2 separate regions of the Homo sapiens genome follow, and region 2 is linked to region 1. Evidence: chromatin contacts called from ENCODE Hi-C or POLR2A ChIA-PET data. All regions are on one chromosome and are shown on one strand. Each heading gives the region's core, a stretch centred on a gene start or an enhancer-like site at or near the end of the contact. The rest is flanking DNA. Distances are from core to core; before and after follow the strand shown.

Region 1 (7,871 bases), core at 1,856-4,355:
TTTAGGTAGATATACATACACGTTAAAAGTTCCTGAATTCCAGGCATAAACTGTAGTATTTTTATTGTTGAGCTCTTTTTTTTTTAAATTAAATTGGGTTATGAGAGAAGGTAAAGAGGTAAACTTTAGGCTGTGCTATTCTCAGTAACATAATTAAATGTAGGTTTTTGATTCTTGATCTATTAACTAATAATTTTGTAGTTATTTGTGCTTATGAGGTGTTTGTGTTGGAATATAGGGAGCGCGTGATTGGTTAACCTGATCATCTGCCAGTAACATCATGTCTTTTTCACAGTATTTTTAACTAGTGAGCTTTTGCTCTCGCTTATGACACAGGGTAAAATAAATATCCATGATATATATTTTCTAGAATGATTAATGTATGTAATTCTTCTAAACAGATCACTGTTTCTAAGTGTGAATCAATATTTCCCAAGCTTAAAATATTTGCATTTCTTCACAGCAAAACAGTTATGTTGTTAAACCACTTGTTTTACTTTTCTCTCAACCATCATCTTATTTTCTTTCCTCCCCTCCTGTCAAAACAAAACAAAACAAAAATCCTGCTTTCCAATCGTCATGTAGTCTACGCCATGGAAATTAATCGTAAGTTTACATGGAATTGATTATTCTAGTCTATGGAATGTGTTTTTCAATTACCTTTTCCTTAGCTGATTACTAGTAGTCTTAAACTGTTTTCAAATACTTCTCTTGTTTTTTGGTGCCAGTACTTTTTAAGCTGTCAGTAAAAAGTAAAGAGAACCACAAATTCACTGTTGGGATCACCCTATTTTTTTAGGGGAGAAATAGACCCCCTATGATAAAAAGTTGCATTTCAAATGAGCAGAGGGAGAAAAGATTATTTTTCAAACATGGCACCAAAACAGTTGATTAAACAATTTGGGAAGTAGAGGAAATCCCTAACCCATACAACATAACAAAAATATTTTCAAATTTAATGTATCAGTGAAACCAAGAAAACAACCAGAAGACAACATAAGCTGATGTTAAATAATTAGAAGCCACAATGACTTTCAAATGGATAACGATAAAGGGAAAAAACATAAAGATACATTTGTCTGCTTAAAAATGAAGACTTTTATATTTGAAAGCCACAATAAAGAAATGGGAAAATGTTTAGAAATATGACAAATAATGACTATCTCTGAGCGCAGATATGAGTTTCTGACTTTTTTCTTTGTGTGAGTTGTTTTTTTTTTGAGACAACTGGGAGTCTCGCTCAGTCACCCAGGCTGGAGTACAGTGGCTCGATCTCGGCTCACTGCAAGCTCTGCCTCCCGGGTTCACGCCATTCTCCTGCCTCAGACTCCCGAGTAGCTGGGGCTACAGAGTTTATTTTTTCCCATGGAAAAAATATTGCTTATGAAATAAGAAAGAATCATATTAAAAAAGAAATAGGTATTGAAAAACATATGTAAGAGATATTTATCCTTTTCATTATATGTAAAAAGCAAAGACAAAACTATTTTTTTCTTTCAGCTCCTTGTGGTGAGAACCTATATGATGAGGAGGGCAAGCGGCTTCCTCCCTGTATCCCCGGCGCCTGGCTCACTCCAGCACTCATGGCGTGCTATCTACTGGTCGCCAACATCCTGCTGGTGAACCTGCTGATTGCTGTGTTCAAGTACGTGTCACAGCCGATGACCACATGCTTATTATTTATTACTGTACAGATTTTCCATTTAATCTCAGAACGCTCCCAAGATACCAATATATTTGCAGATAATTTCATTAGGGTTTTTAAGTAGATCCAATTTTTGCAGTCTCTTTGTTCAAACTTAATCAGTCTTAATGTATTCATAAATCAAGAGTTGACACTTAAATACATTTAAATTTAATCTTGGTTAGTATTTTAACACTTTAGCATGTATTTTAATCTAATGAAAATATTTTCTTAGATGAAAGTCTCCTGGGGTACAGAATATTTGATTAAGTCATGCTTTTTATTCATCAGCAGAGGTGGAAAAGGCAATATGAGTTTCATAAGCTGTTACAATTACTGTAATACTAGTAAAGCATTTTTTTCTGATCATTTATAGAATACAAGATAAAATGGCCTAAGAAAAAAATGGCTTAAAGGGTTAAATCGAGTTTCTTATAAAACCTGCCTATTTGGCATGTTGTGTTGAGTATGTTGACCATGCTCAATAAATATTGAAAAAAATGATTTTAGCTTCTAAGATGAAAAATATAGAGGGAAAAATCCTTCACAGAAATATGCAATCTTAGAATTGAACAGGGCATTGGAGAAAACCTGGTCCAAACTTCTGGCTTGAGAGATGAGAAAACTAAGGTCAGGGAAGGTAACTGGTTTTCCTAAGGTCCCAGTATTGGTAGACAATGAAATCATGCACTTACTGCTTCCTGTTGGAAGCTAAAATAAGACAAAGATTGTACCTACCCCATGTCCAAAATAACGAACCTTCAATCAAATAAGTTCAATAACTAATTAATTCAGTTGAAAAAAAAGTAGTCATCTACTTGTTAGACAGAATTGAAAGTTTAAACATGTGAAAGCATTTAGTTAAATGGCTTATACCGCTACACATAGGAAATTAAATTTCCTGAGTATATGAGTAGATTGTGGTGTGGTTTTTCAAGAAAGCAGTACATAGCAATTTATTACACTTAGCTATTTATGAATACAATGTCCTTAAGCACAGATAATCCACATTGATGGATAAACCAAAAGATTGGATAATCAAGGAATCAGTACTAAAGGGCACTAAAAGGCCATCTCATTGAGTATTTTCACTTAAATGTGAGTAACTTTGACTGCTCTGGGAAATCACTATAAAAAGTAATATAACTAACTGTAAAAATGTCTTCTTTTTAAAGCAATACCTTCTTTGAAGTAAAATCAATATCCAACCAGGTGTGGAAGTTCCAGCGATATCAGCTGATTATGACATTTCATGACAGGCCAGTCCTGCCCCCACCGATGATCATTTTAAGCCACATCTACATCATCATTATGCGTCTCAGCGGCCGCTGCAGGAAAAAGAGAGAAGGGGACCAAGAGGAACGGGATCGTGGATTGAGTATGTGCAGGGCTCTTCATTTCTAAGTTGGGCTGATTTCAAAATAGTGTTCAAATTGGACATCCTCACAGAAATCTCACTCAACTACTTGCTCGTGTGAAAAGCACCACACTCAGTCCAACTGCTGTTCTTTTCAAAAGGCTTCTCATTTTGTACCCATTTTATTCTAGTTTCGTTAATTTGTTAGTAATTAATATTAGGAAAGCCAGCTCATAGAGACCAGAAGTTGAGCTAATTCTCTAAAATAACTCTACTCTGTAAATTTCTATATAAATTCAATGCTCCTTTCAAAACGTCTTAATTTGTTGCATCTAAAGAAAATGAGAAAATAATGCTATACGTTTGACTCTATTCATAAAAATAAGTGCAAAAAGTTTTCCAGGAAATATTACTTGGCTTTACTTTCCCAGTAAATGTAATTTTGTTTTTTATGTTTAAAAGCGGGCCGTTTGGCTCCAACTGATAGAGGGTTGGGGCGTATGACAACCCCTTTTTAGATAAAAATCAATTGGAGTAGTGGCGAACTGCCTTAGGAGTGGCGGAGAAGAGAGCTTAATTAAAGTGGGGCTGTGAAATTCTCATTGACGCCACGAAACTGATTCTTCTTGTTTTTCACGTGGCCGACACTTCTCCCTTCACACAGAGCTCTTCCTTAGCGACGAGGAGCTAAAGAGGCTGCATGAGTTCGAGGAGCAGTGCGTGCAGGAGCACTTCCGGGAGAAGGAGGATGAGCAGCAGTCGTCCAGCGACGAGCGCATCCGGGTCACTTCTGAAAGGTACGTGTAGCGTCCCCACCGCGGGCCCGTGAGCCAAGGGTTTGCTGACTCGGGCGCCCCACTCTATGGGGGATGCCAGAGTTCATTTAAACATGCACTCCGAGTTCTCCTGTTTTATTTAAACTTTAGGTTTTAACGTGGTTCCCACGAAATAGTGAGAAAGTTACTAGGTAATAACTGTGCATTGGATATAGAAGGGAATGACATTTATTTATCCTGGGCCGAAAGAAAACCTAACAGTTGACTACCTTCACCCCCTACCCCAAAGTGGGGGTGTTTCCGCAAGGTTAATGGAAGCTACAGAAAGCCATCCTTCTCCCAGCTCTTGTTCCTAACTTCCCTTTGCGAGCATGGTCCTCCCCAGGGGACTGCCCTCCTCATCCGGCCTAGCTGCTTGCTGCACCTTGGCAACACCTTTCCCAGCCTCACAGGGCAGAGGAAAAGGCTCCCTCCTGGGGCTCCCCTGAGAGTGGGAACTGGGAGGGGTGGGGTGCAGGGTGGGGGGTGAGGTGTCTGGCCCCATGAGGGTGGGATCCGCTAAACTAGGGCAGGGTGTGTCTTTCAGACACCTTCACATCCGCAGTACCCAGCAAGGTCAGCCTAATCTCCGCGGTGATGCTTAATAAATGCAGAGTGAATGAATGCAGGATGTGTGAACCAGTGAATGAGTAAATGAAGTCAGGTCGCGAGGTACAGAAATGGTGACATTTTCCAAACTTCGTAGTATTGCTCTACCCTAAGCTAGGAAAGAGCAACTGGCAAAGGGTAGACAGGAGCAATGGACCTTCACTGTCTGCACTTTTTATCACGTAAGTTTTGAGAGCCTTTATCATTTACTAAAAGCATTTTCAGCCTGCTAAAGATCTTGGTGACTGATAACACGCTGTTCCAAAGGGTTTCACTAACAACGTGGCCAGAAGGATGAGCTCAGAGGAGCCATGCCTAGCTCTGCTTTCTATCCTTGAGTACACAGAATTAAAGTTTCCTAACAGACACATTGAGAGCCATAAAAACAGGGTGGGACTTCAAAAAGATATTGCAGCTGACAGTTCCCAAACAATTACAACAGAATTCACAGATGCACCTTAGGTCTCCCTGGTGCATGTTGAGGCCAGTGAACTCTGCCCCAGCCCACAGGAGGGGAGATGGCAACTGTGGGTCCCTGGCCTCGGTTCCCTCCTAGACCCAGTCACCTTGTGACCCAACCAAATCCAACCAGCTAAACTCTAGGGTTACCTGCACCACCTTTCTTCCTTACCAAGGTGAATTTTTAATAAAACTTTGAAATGTTTCTTTGATGCTTTAACAGTAATTGCTAAACTTTCAAGGTATAAAAATTATTTCTTCATGAGAAAGTTAAGGTACCCCATGTAATCCAATTTCCACTTTTTAGTTAGACATTAACTTGAACGTAATTTTAACCAGTCATTTACAATGGAGATTGTGTTTTGTTTTGCTCTGCCTCCCCCTCTCCCTTCCCCGGCATTCCTTGGATTTTTACCATTCTTGGACCAAAGCTGCAAGAGTGTGGTTATCAGGTCACTACCAAATTGCATTTTTCTCTGGGGGCTCTGTGCACACGTAATAGGGATGAAAGTGTGTAGGGCAGAGAAAACATGCTGCTTCCTGTTTCCCTCGGCTGAGATCCCAGGAGCGATGGGAGCACATTCTTGCCCCTCCATTTCCCTTGGCCTTGTCAGGCTGACTCACAGGTGAATGCCCAAGACAGAAAGAGGAGAAGGCTTGAGGAGAAGGGAGTTTTCCTTCCCTCTTAGCCAAGCCAGCTGAGAAGCAAGGGATAAGGTGGGAGGATGGAAATAAAAGTAGCTATTTGGGCACCTGTGACTACTTTAAAAATCACACTTGAAGTACTCAAGCATTTCTGCCATTTCTTTAATATTCTTTCTATATAAAATTAGTTTTATTTTCTGCATCACCATTTCCCATTTGATGATTTTCCTGCTCTTCTCTCGGTCGTGTCTTCGCCAGCACTATTCAGTCTGTAGGGTCTGGTTAGGAGCATGTCAGCCCCTGCCTTGTCTCCCTGTTGTCTTGGTAGCTTTCAGAGCTGAGCTACCAATTCTCATGACTCAGTTTTACAGGCGTGTTCACACAGGATGGGTACCCATTAATCATTCTCCTCCACGCAGGGTGCTTTTAGTGCTTCTGTGCAGAAACCAAATTCATGGTTCTCTCCTAATGTTTGGAAATTTACCTATAAAATGCTAACAATTTAACCATTTATTTTTTCTCAAAAAGTTCCAACATTTTGTAAGATCCAACATTCAGTCCTGCAATGAGATTTGCAATACGATTCAGCATTGATTGACACAACACTGGGTCAGTCCTACCAACCACGCCCACTTAGATGTCATAGGGGCCCTGCTCTCAGGGTTCTCCTCCCAAACTTGCACTCCAGTCTCTGTGAATGGCATCGCCATTAAGCTCAGTTAGCAAACTGGCAAATCATTGTGGCACCTCCCTCTTCTTCACTAACAATCATCAAGTTCTGTTTACTTCCCCTCGTGAATACATCCTGATCCACTTATTTTTTTCATCCCTACCCCAACGCACCTAGTACAGGCTTCCATCATTTTCCACTTCCATTCCTGTAGCTGCCCCTACCTGAGCTCTCCATATTTGTTTCTGCTGTTTCAATCCATGTTGCACTGTCAGCTCTCATGGGGTCCTGTTCCCTCCTGCACTGGCTTTCCTGAAAAACCCTCTGTGGCCCCCACTGTCCTCAGGCCTGCAAGGCCCTGCCCTCTCTCTGGCTTTGCCATGCACTATCTTCTCCTTCATGCTCTGTATTCCATTTCTCTTTCATTTCCTCAAAGCACTGCTTCCTTCCTGCCACAGGGGCTCTGCATGGGCTGTGCCCTCTGTCTGATGCACCTCACCCTCCTTCCCTGCTCCTCTTCCTTGGATCTCTGCCCAAATGCCAATTCCTTATGGAAAACTTCACCACCTCACACCTTAGACTAGGTCAGGACCCTCAGGCCTTAAGCTGCATGAAGGCAGGGCCATGTCTGGGTTTGGTCCACCATGATATACCTAGAGCCTGCACATATCCACATAGTAGGAGCCAGACTTTTGTTTCTGTTTTTGTTTTTGTTTTTGTTTTTGAGACAAGGTCTCGCTCTGTGCCCAGTGCAGTGGCACAATCAGGTCTCACCACAGCCTCAACCTCCTGGACTCAAGCGAGCCTTCTGCATCAGCCTCTGAAGTAGCTGGGAATACATGTATGTGCCACCACGCCCAGCTAATTTTTTTTATTTTTTATTTTAGTAGAGAGGAAGTCTCACTGTGTTGCCCAGGCAGGTCTCAAACTCCTGGCCTCAGCAATCCTGCCTCAGCCTCGAGATTTTTTTGAACGAATGGATGACTTAAAAGCTTTTCTCCTGATTCGAATATAAATTTCTATCCCATCCTTAATGAGTTCCCTCATGGAATATCAAAAAGGAAACCAGCTATGCTCCCTCCAGGTTCAAGACACTGGTTTTACTATAAGGAAGTAGGAGCAGACTCAAGAGCCAAAGGATTGTGCCACAGGAAGGATAACAAGTGTTGGTGTTGGCACCATCTTTTTGCTCAAAGGGATAACATCAAAGAGCCATGAGGGCTGGTGGGATAAGAACATTTTATAAACAACTCCTTTTTTATTATTATTTGTAGAAACAGGGTCTCACTATGTTGCCCAGGCTGATCTCAAACTCCTGGGCTCAAGCTATCCTCCTGCCTCAGCCTTCCAAAATGCTGGGATTACAGGCATGGGCCACCATGTCTGGTCAACTTCTGGCAGCATGGCCAAAGTAGACCTCGTCAACCCATGTGTTCTGTCCTCATTGCTCCAGGAGAATATTTGGCAACATGAGTCCTTATCATTGGGAGATTTGAGGCTATCTGTGTCTTCTGCACATCCACTACGGAGCACACTGTTCTCTTTGTGGTTCAGCATCCCTTATCACAGGTTCACAGGTTCAAGAGCAATTGGGCTAGAAAGAATCTTTCCTGACAAAATTTTGTCAGAGAC
Region 2 (7,871 bases), core at 5,368-7,867, 43 kb before region 1:
CCCTGCAGATTCTCCTCCCTGCTTAAACCCCAGTGATTGCCCCCCGAGGTAAGAAATGCCATTATGAAACAATGCCAACGGTCACAAAAGTCTCCCCTTTGTTGCATCTACATGTCCCTTCTTATTTCAATGGCACATAGGCCATCCTGGGAACTCTCTGTGCCAGCACTGCAGTCCTCCATGAAGCCAGATGCCCAGGCAATAGAGGGCAAAAAGTGCTTCTGGGCTCACATACAAGCCTCCTTGATGCACTCCATGCAGTCCCCAGCATGGATTAAAAAAAAAAAAAAACTAGAATGAAAAAACCAACCGTTTAAACCCTTGGAAATGATCCCAAAGACAAACAGCAAGTAAAGGAATATCTTTAGAGAAAGCCAGCAAAAATTCAGTAAGAAAGGCTAGAGTCTGTGGGATTTGAACCAAGAGTTTCCTCCCTCCCTCTGCCCAGCTCAGCAAGATAGAGACTCTACTCCAGAGTGCTGCAGCCAAGAACACAGAGCTCCCTCTCCACCAGCTCCCAGTCAGGGGGCTTTCTTCCTGGGAGGAGCAGGATTTCAGCATTTCTCATCCTGTCCCTTACCACCTGTTGCTGAGGCTAAGTCCTGAATGAATGCAGTTGAGAGATAGAGGCTCCCTTCTTCCACCCGTGCCCCACTCATGTAAGCAGCAACCACAGAAAGTGAGAGTGGTTATAATGGATTCAGACAAAACATACTTTAAAGCAAGAAAATGTAACTAGAGATATTAAGAACATTTTATAATGATAAATGGGACAATCGATCAGGAAGTTACAACAAATATAAACATATATGTACCTAAAACAGCACCAAAATGCATGAAGCAAAACTGACATAAACAAAGGGAGAAGTAGACAATTCAACATGACAGTTGGAGACTTCAATACCCCACTTTCAATAATGCATAGATCACCTAAACAGAAGACCAACAAGGGAATAGAAAGCTTGAACAACATCATAAACCAATTAGGCTTAACAGATAACTATAGAGCACACCACCCAGTAACAATAGAAAACACATTCTTCTCAAGTGCATATGGAACATTCTCCAGCATAGACCATGTGTTAGTCCATTAAAAAGCCTCAAAATATCTAAAAGGATAGAAATAATACAAACTGTCCTCCAACCACAATGTAATAAAATTAGAAATAAGAAACCAATAGGAGGAAAAAAATTGGAAACTCATAAATATGTGAAAATTAATACACTACCAGATAACCACTAGGTTAAAGAAAATGTCAGAAGGTTAATTAGAAAATACTTTTAGGTAAATGGAAATGAAGACATAACAAACCAAAACTTAGGGGATGCAGGTAAAGTAGTACGGACAGGGAAATTTATACCTGTAAATACCTATATTAAGAAAGATATTTAATAAGTAACATAACTTTCTACCTTAAGACACTGGAAAAAGAAGAGTAAACTAAACCTAAAGCAAGTAGAGGGAAGGAGATAATGATTAAAGTGGAATTAATGGAAAAGAGAATAGAAAAGTAGAGAAATTCAATGAAATTAAAAGCTCTTCTTTAAAAACCTCAACAAAATTCACATATCTTTAGCTAGAGTCATAAAAGAAGAGAAAGATAAGACTCAAATGACTAGACTCAGAAATGAAAGAGGGGACATTACTACCAACCTTATAGAAATGAGTATGAAAGAATACTATGACTTATATGCAAACAAATTAGATAACTTAGATGAAATGGGAAAATTCTGAGAAATATACAATCTGCCAAAACTGACTCAAGAAAAAATGTACAATCTGAACAGATCTATAAGGAGTAAAGAGATAGGATTAGTAATAAAAAAACTGTCCAAAGAAAAGCCCAGGCCCACATGGCTTTTTCGATGAATTCTAAAAAACATTTAAGGAAGAGTTAATACCAATTCTTCACAAACTCTTCAAGAAAATAGCAGAGAAGGGAACATTTCCCAACTCATTTAATGAGGCCAGTACTACCCAGATACCAAACTAGACAAAGATATCACAAGATAGAAAACTATAGATCAATATCTATTATGAACATGGGTGCAGAAATTCTGAACAAAATACTATCAAACCAAATCCAGCAACATATAAAAATAATGATACACCATGACCAAGCAGGGTTTATCCCAGGAATGTAAAGTTGGTTTACATTAGAAAAATAAATAATGTAATATAGCATATCAATATAGTAGAAACAAAAATCACATGATCTTTTCAATAGGCACAGCAAAAGACTTGGATAAAACTCAACACTCTTTATAAAAAATCACTCGGAAAACCAGGAATAGAAGGGAACTTCCTCAACCCGATAAAGAACAGCTATAAAGAATCCACAGTTAACATCAGACTTAATGGTGAAAGATTGCTTTCCTCCTAAGATTAGGAACAAGATAAGGATGTCCTCTCTCGCTACTTCTATTCAACATTTTAATGGAAGTACAGGCCAAAGCAATTAGGTAAGAGAAATAAAGAAAGAAAAAATATTGAGATTGGAAAGAGAGAAGTAAAACTCTCTATTTGCAGATGACATAATCTTATACATAGAAAAATCCTAAGGAATCCACCAAAAAATATTAGAACTAATAAATGAGTTCAGCAAGATTGTGGCATATAAGATCAATACACAAAAATCAAATGTATTTCTATACACTTGCAATGAACTATATGGAAATGAAACTGGCAACATAATTTATCTATAATTGCATCAAAAAGAATAATAGGAGGACTCACATTTTCTGATTTCAAAACTTAATACAAAGCTACAGTAATAAAAGGACAACGATACTGGCATAGGATAGACATATAGACAAATGGAACAGAATTGACAGTCCAGAAATAAACCCATACACCTATGGCAAATTGATTTTTGGCAAGGGTGAAAAGTACTTTCAATGGCGAAATAGTAGTCGTCTCTTCAGCAAATGGTACTGGAATAACTGGATAGCCACATGCAAAAGAATAGTCTTGGACCCTTACCTCATGCTATCTATAAAAGTTAAAATGGACCAAACACCTAAATGTCAAAGCTAAAACTATAAAACTCTTAGAAGAAAATGTAAGGGTAAATCATGACCTGGGATTTGGCAAATGATTCTGAGATATTACACCAAAAACATGGACAACAAAAACAACAAAAAAATTGTCTTTACCAAAATTAAACACTGTGCTTCAAGGGACGCTATCAAGAAAGTGGAAAGACAACCCACAGAATGGGAGAAAATATTTGTGAATTATGTCTCTGATAAGGGACTTGTATCCAGAATACGGAAAGAGATCCAATAATTAAAAAAAAATAAATAACCCAAGTTTTTTAAATGGGCAAAGGAAATGAATAGACATCTTTCCAAAGAAGATACACAAATAGTCAATAAGCACATGAAAAATGCTCAATGTCCTTATTCTTCAGGGAAATGCAAATCAAAACCATGATGATAAACTGCTTCACACTCAGAAGGAAGACTAGAATGAAAATGTAAGATAGTGTGTGGGAGAGGATATGGAGAAATCAGAACCCTCAGACACTGCTGGTGGAAATGTACCATGATACAGCCACCTTGGAGAACAGTTTGGTGGTTCTTCAGAAGATTAAACATAGAGTAACCGTATGACCCAGCAATCCCATGCCTAGTGTATACCCAAGAAAAATGAAAACATTCATCCACTCAAAAACTTGTTACATAAATATTCATAGCAGCATTATTCATAACAGCTGAAGAGTGCGAATAGCCCAAATGTCCATTAAATGATAAATAGATAAACAAAATGTTCATCCATTCATACGAGAATATTATTAAGCCATAAAAGGGAGTGAAGTACCAACACATGCTACAATATGGATGAACCTTGAAAACATGCTAAGAAGCTGATCTCCAAAGACCAGATATTACAGGACTGCATTCATATGAAGTGTCTAGAACATGGAAATCCACAGAGATAAAAAGTAGACTTGAGGTTGCTTATGGCTTGGGGAGTGGTGCACAGGTAGATAGATGGTGGTGAGAAGGAAGATAACTTAAAATATGCCATGCCAAGTTTCTTTTTGAGGTGATGAAAATGTTCGAAAATTAACTGTGATGATGGTTGCACATATCTGTCAATACTAAAAACCATTTAATCTCTCTCTCTCTCTCTCTCTCTCTCTCTCTCTATATATATATATATATATATATATATATATATATATATGTTTTTTTTTTTTTTTTGAGACGGAGTCTCACTCTGTCAACCACGCTGGAGTGCAGTGCCACGATCCCGGCTCATTGCAACCTCTGCCTCCGGGGTTCAAACGATTCTCCTGCCTCAGCCTCCCAAGTAGCTGGAATTACAGACGTGTGCCACCACACTCAGCTAATTTTTGTGTTTATGGTGGAGACGGGGTTTCACAATATTGACCAGGCTGGTCTCGGACTCCTGACCTCAAGTGATCCACATGCCACGGCCTCTCAAAGTGTTGGGATTACAGGCGTGAGCCACTGCTCCTGGCCTGAATCACATACTTGAAATGGGTTGATTATGTATTACATGAATTATATCTCAATAAAAGGAAAAAAGAGAGAGAGAAAGAGGGAGGGAGTGAGGGAGGGAAGATGGAAGGCCATCAGAAGGAGGGTGGGAGGGAGAGAATGGGGAAGCGAGGAGGGAAAAGAAAAAGGAAAACAAAAGGAAAGACAAGGCAGGGAGGAAGCCCCAAGGCTGGCCCCATGGGAGCACAGAAAGCCTTCTGGCAAGGGCCCTGCACATGTGCATTACACACGTGCACGCATTCGCACATCTAGCCCAGTAAAGACATCCTCTCTAGTCCTCAAGCCAACTCCATCCCCAGCTCTCCCACCCCATTTGCTAGGGTGCACGGCTGCCCACACAGGCTCCTGCTGGGTCCAGGAACAGACCTCCCTCCATGCCTTCCCTGGATTCCATCTCCACCAAGGCATCACTCCAGGCTACTGCAGTTCTTCCTAACAAACTTTTCAAGTTTTTGGTGGGTCCAGTCCACTCAAAACAGTGGCAGCCAAAAATGATGGAGTAACAGATGAAATCCTAGGCACACTAGGAAAAGAAGCTGGCACAAAGCCAGGGAACATGTTCAGAGAAGACTAGAAAGCCAGAGTTCAGGGAGGGCGTGAGAGGTTGGCTGGGTTTTGGGAGAGATGCTGTAGAGCTAGAAGATCCCTGATGCTGGGGCGGGTTATGGCCCAATGGGCCATCTGTCCAAGGCAGAAAAAGACATATTGGTCACTTTTGAAATAGCCTTTTAGCATTACTTGAGTGGAGAAATGTTTTACTAAGGAACAGAACAATTCAACAATATGGAAAAATTTGGCTGACACCTAAGTAAGTAATTTTAGAACTTTGGGAGGCCAAGGCAGGCGGATTGCTTGAGCCCAGGAGTTCGAGACCAGCCTGGGTAACATGGCAAAATGCTGTCTCTACTAAAAATATAAAAACTAGCTGAGCATGGTAGTGTGTGCCTGTGGTCCCAGTTACTAGGGAGGCTGAGGTGAGAGGATCACCTGAGCTTGGGGGAGGTCTGGGCTGCAGTGAGCTATGATAGCGCCACTACACTCCAACCTGAATGACAAGAGAAAGAAAAATCTGGAAGGTCAACTCTATGTTCGGAGGGCATGTCTATACTTTGTCACAGAATGTTTAGTACTTGATGTTTATACTGATGTTATCAAGACATCAAAAAGTTGAAATATTTTCCGAAAGAGCAACCATCCAATGTGTCTAAAATCGACTGGCATATAAAGAGATGTGCACTGATTATCTGGAAAAGGCCATCAGATGGGGCATTTCTGTCCCTAATAACGCTGGCTTACTGAAGTGTTAGTAGGCTCCTGTTTGGGCCCAACTCACCTGTTGAGGTTAATTCATTTTTGCTAATGAAGGGGAAAGGGGGAGATTGTTGTAGAAAGACCCTGCTTTGCCTTTGTTTTCAGGTGTTGCTGTGGCCAGTTCACCAACCAGCATATCCCCCCTCTGCCAAGTGCAACACCCAGCAAAAATGAAGAGGAAAGCAAACAGGTGGAGACTCAGCCTGAGAAATGGTCTGTTGCCAAGCACACCCAGAGCTACCCAACAGATTCCTATGGAGTTCTTGAATTCCAGGGTGGCGGATATTCCAATAAAGCCATGGTGAGAAAGGCATTCAGACATGGTGCCACTAGGATCACAGCTTTCATTGGCGGCCAGTCTCCCAGCCCCAAACTGCAGATACCTGGTCTTCTTCATGGCTGTGGCTCAATCTTCCTAGATATTTCATTGAAAAACCAAGAGATATATCTGTGCACATGGCTTTTAGCCATGAGGCTTGGAAACTGGACACCACTGTAAAGAACATCTAGTGTCCCGTAAATCCATACCAAAGCTCTGAATCCACAAACCAGGCTCTGGCCCAACCCTGCAAACACACTCCATTGCTCCATCTTCAGTAAAGGAAGACAAATTCATTTTTCTAATAACTGTGGACCTGCAGCCCCCTTAGATGTGTTGAGAGTCTTTGGAAATATTTTCCTCTGAGGTCTGTCCACAGCTTCCCTGGGCCTGCGCTCAGCTGGCCCGAGAAGGACCAAGGTCCCTCACATTTGCATGTAAACAGGGAGTGCCCTCTGCCCTTCCAGTGAGCCCTGCCAGCGTGGGGGAGGCTTCAGCTCTGTGATCCGTTCCAGCTCACTCTGAATTACACTCCTACATGCCCAGTCACAGACTTTTTGCAATTTCATTTTATTTCACTGGCCCAACATCATTGTTAAAATAAAATTTAGCTGTGTTCCAAATGCTGCAATATACAGTCTTCTGAAATGGCACCCTACATATTAGCCCAGACACAAAGAAGCAGTTTATAGGAGACAAGGCATCTGAGCATTATTAGCCTCCTCCTCACTTTGAAGAGGTCAAGTTCATGGGTGGGCCCATGATCGCCTGACCCATTTACTCAACAACATCCTCATCCAACTTCTTGGGCCACTGTTCTAGCTAAGCCAGCTTTGGAACCTATTCCTCCAACATTAGGATTGCCAGATAAAATACAGGACACCCAGTTATATTTGAACTTCAGACATACATTGGATAAATTTTCAGTACAAGTATGTCCCAAATATTGCATGATTTATTGCATTTAATAAAAATGTTGTACTGAAACATTTTTCATTGTTCCTCTAAAATTCAAATTTAACTGGGTGTCTTGGTCTGTTTGGCTGCTATAACAAATTGCCTTAGGCTGGGGAATTTATAAACAACAGAAATTTATTGCTCACATTTCTAGAGTCTGGGAGGCCCAAGATCAAGGTGCCAGCAGATTTGGTGCCTGGCGAGGGCCCATCCTCTGCTTCATAGATAGCACCTTCTTGCTGTGTCCTCACATGGCAGAAGCAGAGAACAAGCTCTCTGAGTCCTCTTTTTTTTTTTTTTTTTTTTTTTTTGAGTTGGAGTTTCGATCTTGTTGCCCAGGCTGGAATGCAATGGCTCAATCTTGGCTCACTGCAACCTCCGCCTCCCAGGTTCAAGTGATCCTCCTGCCTCAGCTTCTGAAGTAGCTGAGATTACAGGTATGCGCTACCACACCTGGCTAATTTTGTATTTTTTTTAGTAGAGACGGGGTTTCAACATGTTGGTCAGGCTGGTCTCGAACTCCTGACCTCAAGTGATCCACCTGCCTCGGCTTCCCAAAGTGCTGGGATTACAGGCATGAGCCACCACGCCCAGCCCTGAGTCCTCTTTTATAAGGACACTAGTCCCACTCACGAGGGATCCATGCTCATGACGTAATCACCTTCTAACATCCCACCTCTTAACACTATTGCATTGGGAATCAGGTTTCCACGTGAATTTTAGGGGAATACAAACATTCAGACCATGGTACCAG

What was found. Hi-C counts contacts between places; a loop is a spot of excess contacts on that map. ChIA-PET counts read pairs that join two places held with the same protein, here RNA polymerase II (POLR2A). Pooled maps may share reads with other maps.
Region 2: a loop to region 1 is called in a map of right lobe of liver, with 3 times the contacts of the local background. The contact joins the enhancer-like site here to the promoter of TRPM1-AS1 in region 1. A Hi-C loop is called at or near these places in 5 of 168 maps with a recorded cell type or tissue (K562, Right ventricle myocardium inferior, mucosa of descending colon and 2 more) and 5 of 50 pooled maps. POLR2A ChIA-PET finds 5 or more read pairs at or near these places in 2 of 52 experiments (endothelial cell of umbilical vein and naive thymus-derived CD4-positive, alpha-beta T cell).

What each region holds. Positions count from the first base shown.
Region 1 is chr15:31,022,106-31,029,976 of GRCh38, reverse strand. It overlaps TRPM1-AS1 (TRPM1 antisense RNA 1), which reads right to left and starts at 3,105. Exons shown (of 5, transcript XR_932056.2): 1 at 2,866-3,105. It overlaps TRPM1 (transient receptor potential cation channel subfamily M member 1), which reads left to right. Exons shown (of 28, transcript NM_001252024.2): 24 at 586-606; 25 at 1,501-1,645; 26 at 2,860-3,062; 27 at 3,706-3,838. RefSeq lists enhancers at 2,897-4,096, 5,277-5,571.
Region 2 is chr15:31,068,302-31,076,172 of GRCh38, reverse strand. TRPM1 (transient receptor potential cation channel subfamily M member 1) reads left to right here. Exons shown (of 28, transcript NM_001252024.2): 4 at 5,947-6,142. Among named protein-coding and RNA genes, the nearest start is that of MIR211, 7.1 kb to the right of the region's middle. Within about 2 kb of position 6,617, at least 4 of the 41 ENCODE cell types and tissues checked have a DNase peak (open chromatin) inside an H3K27ac peak, as active enhancers do; they include right lobe of liver, where a contact is called at or near this core.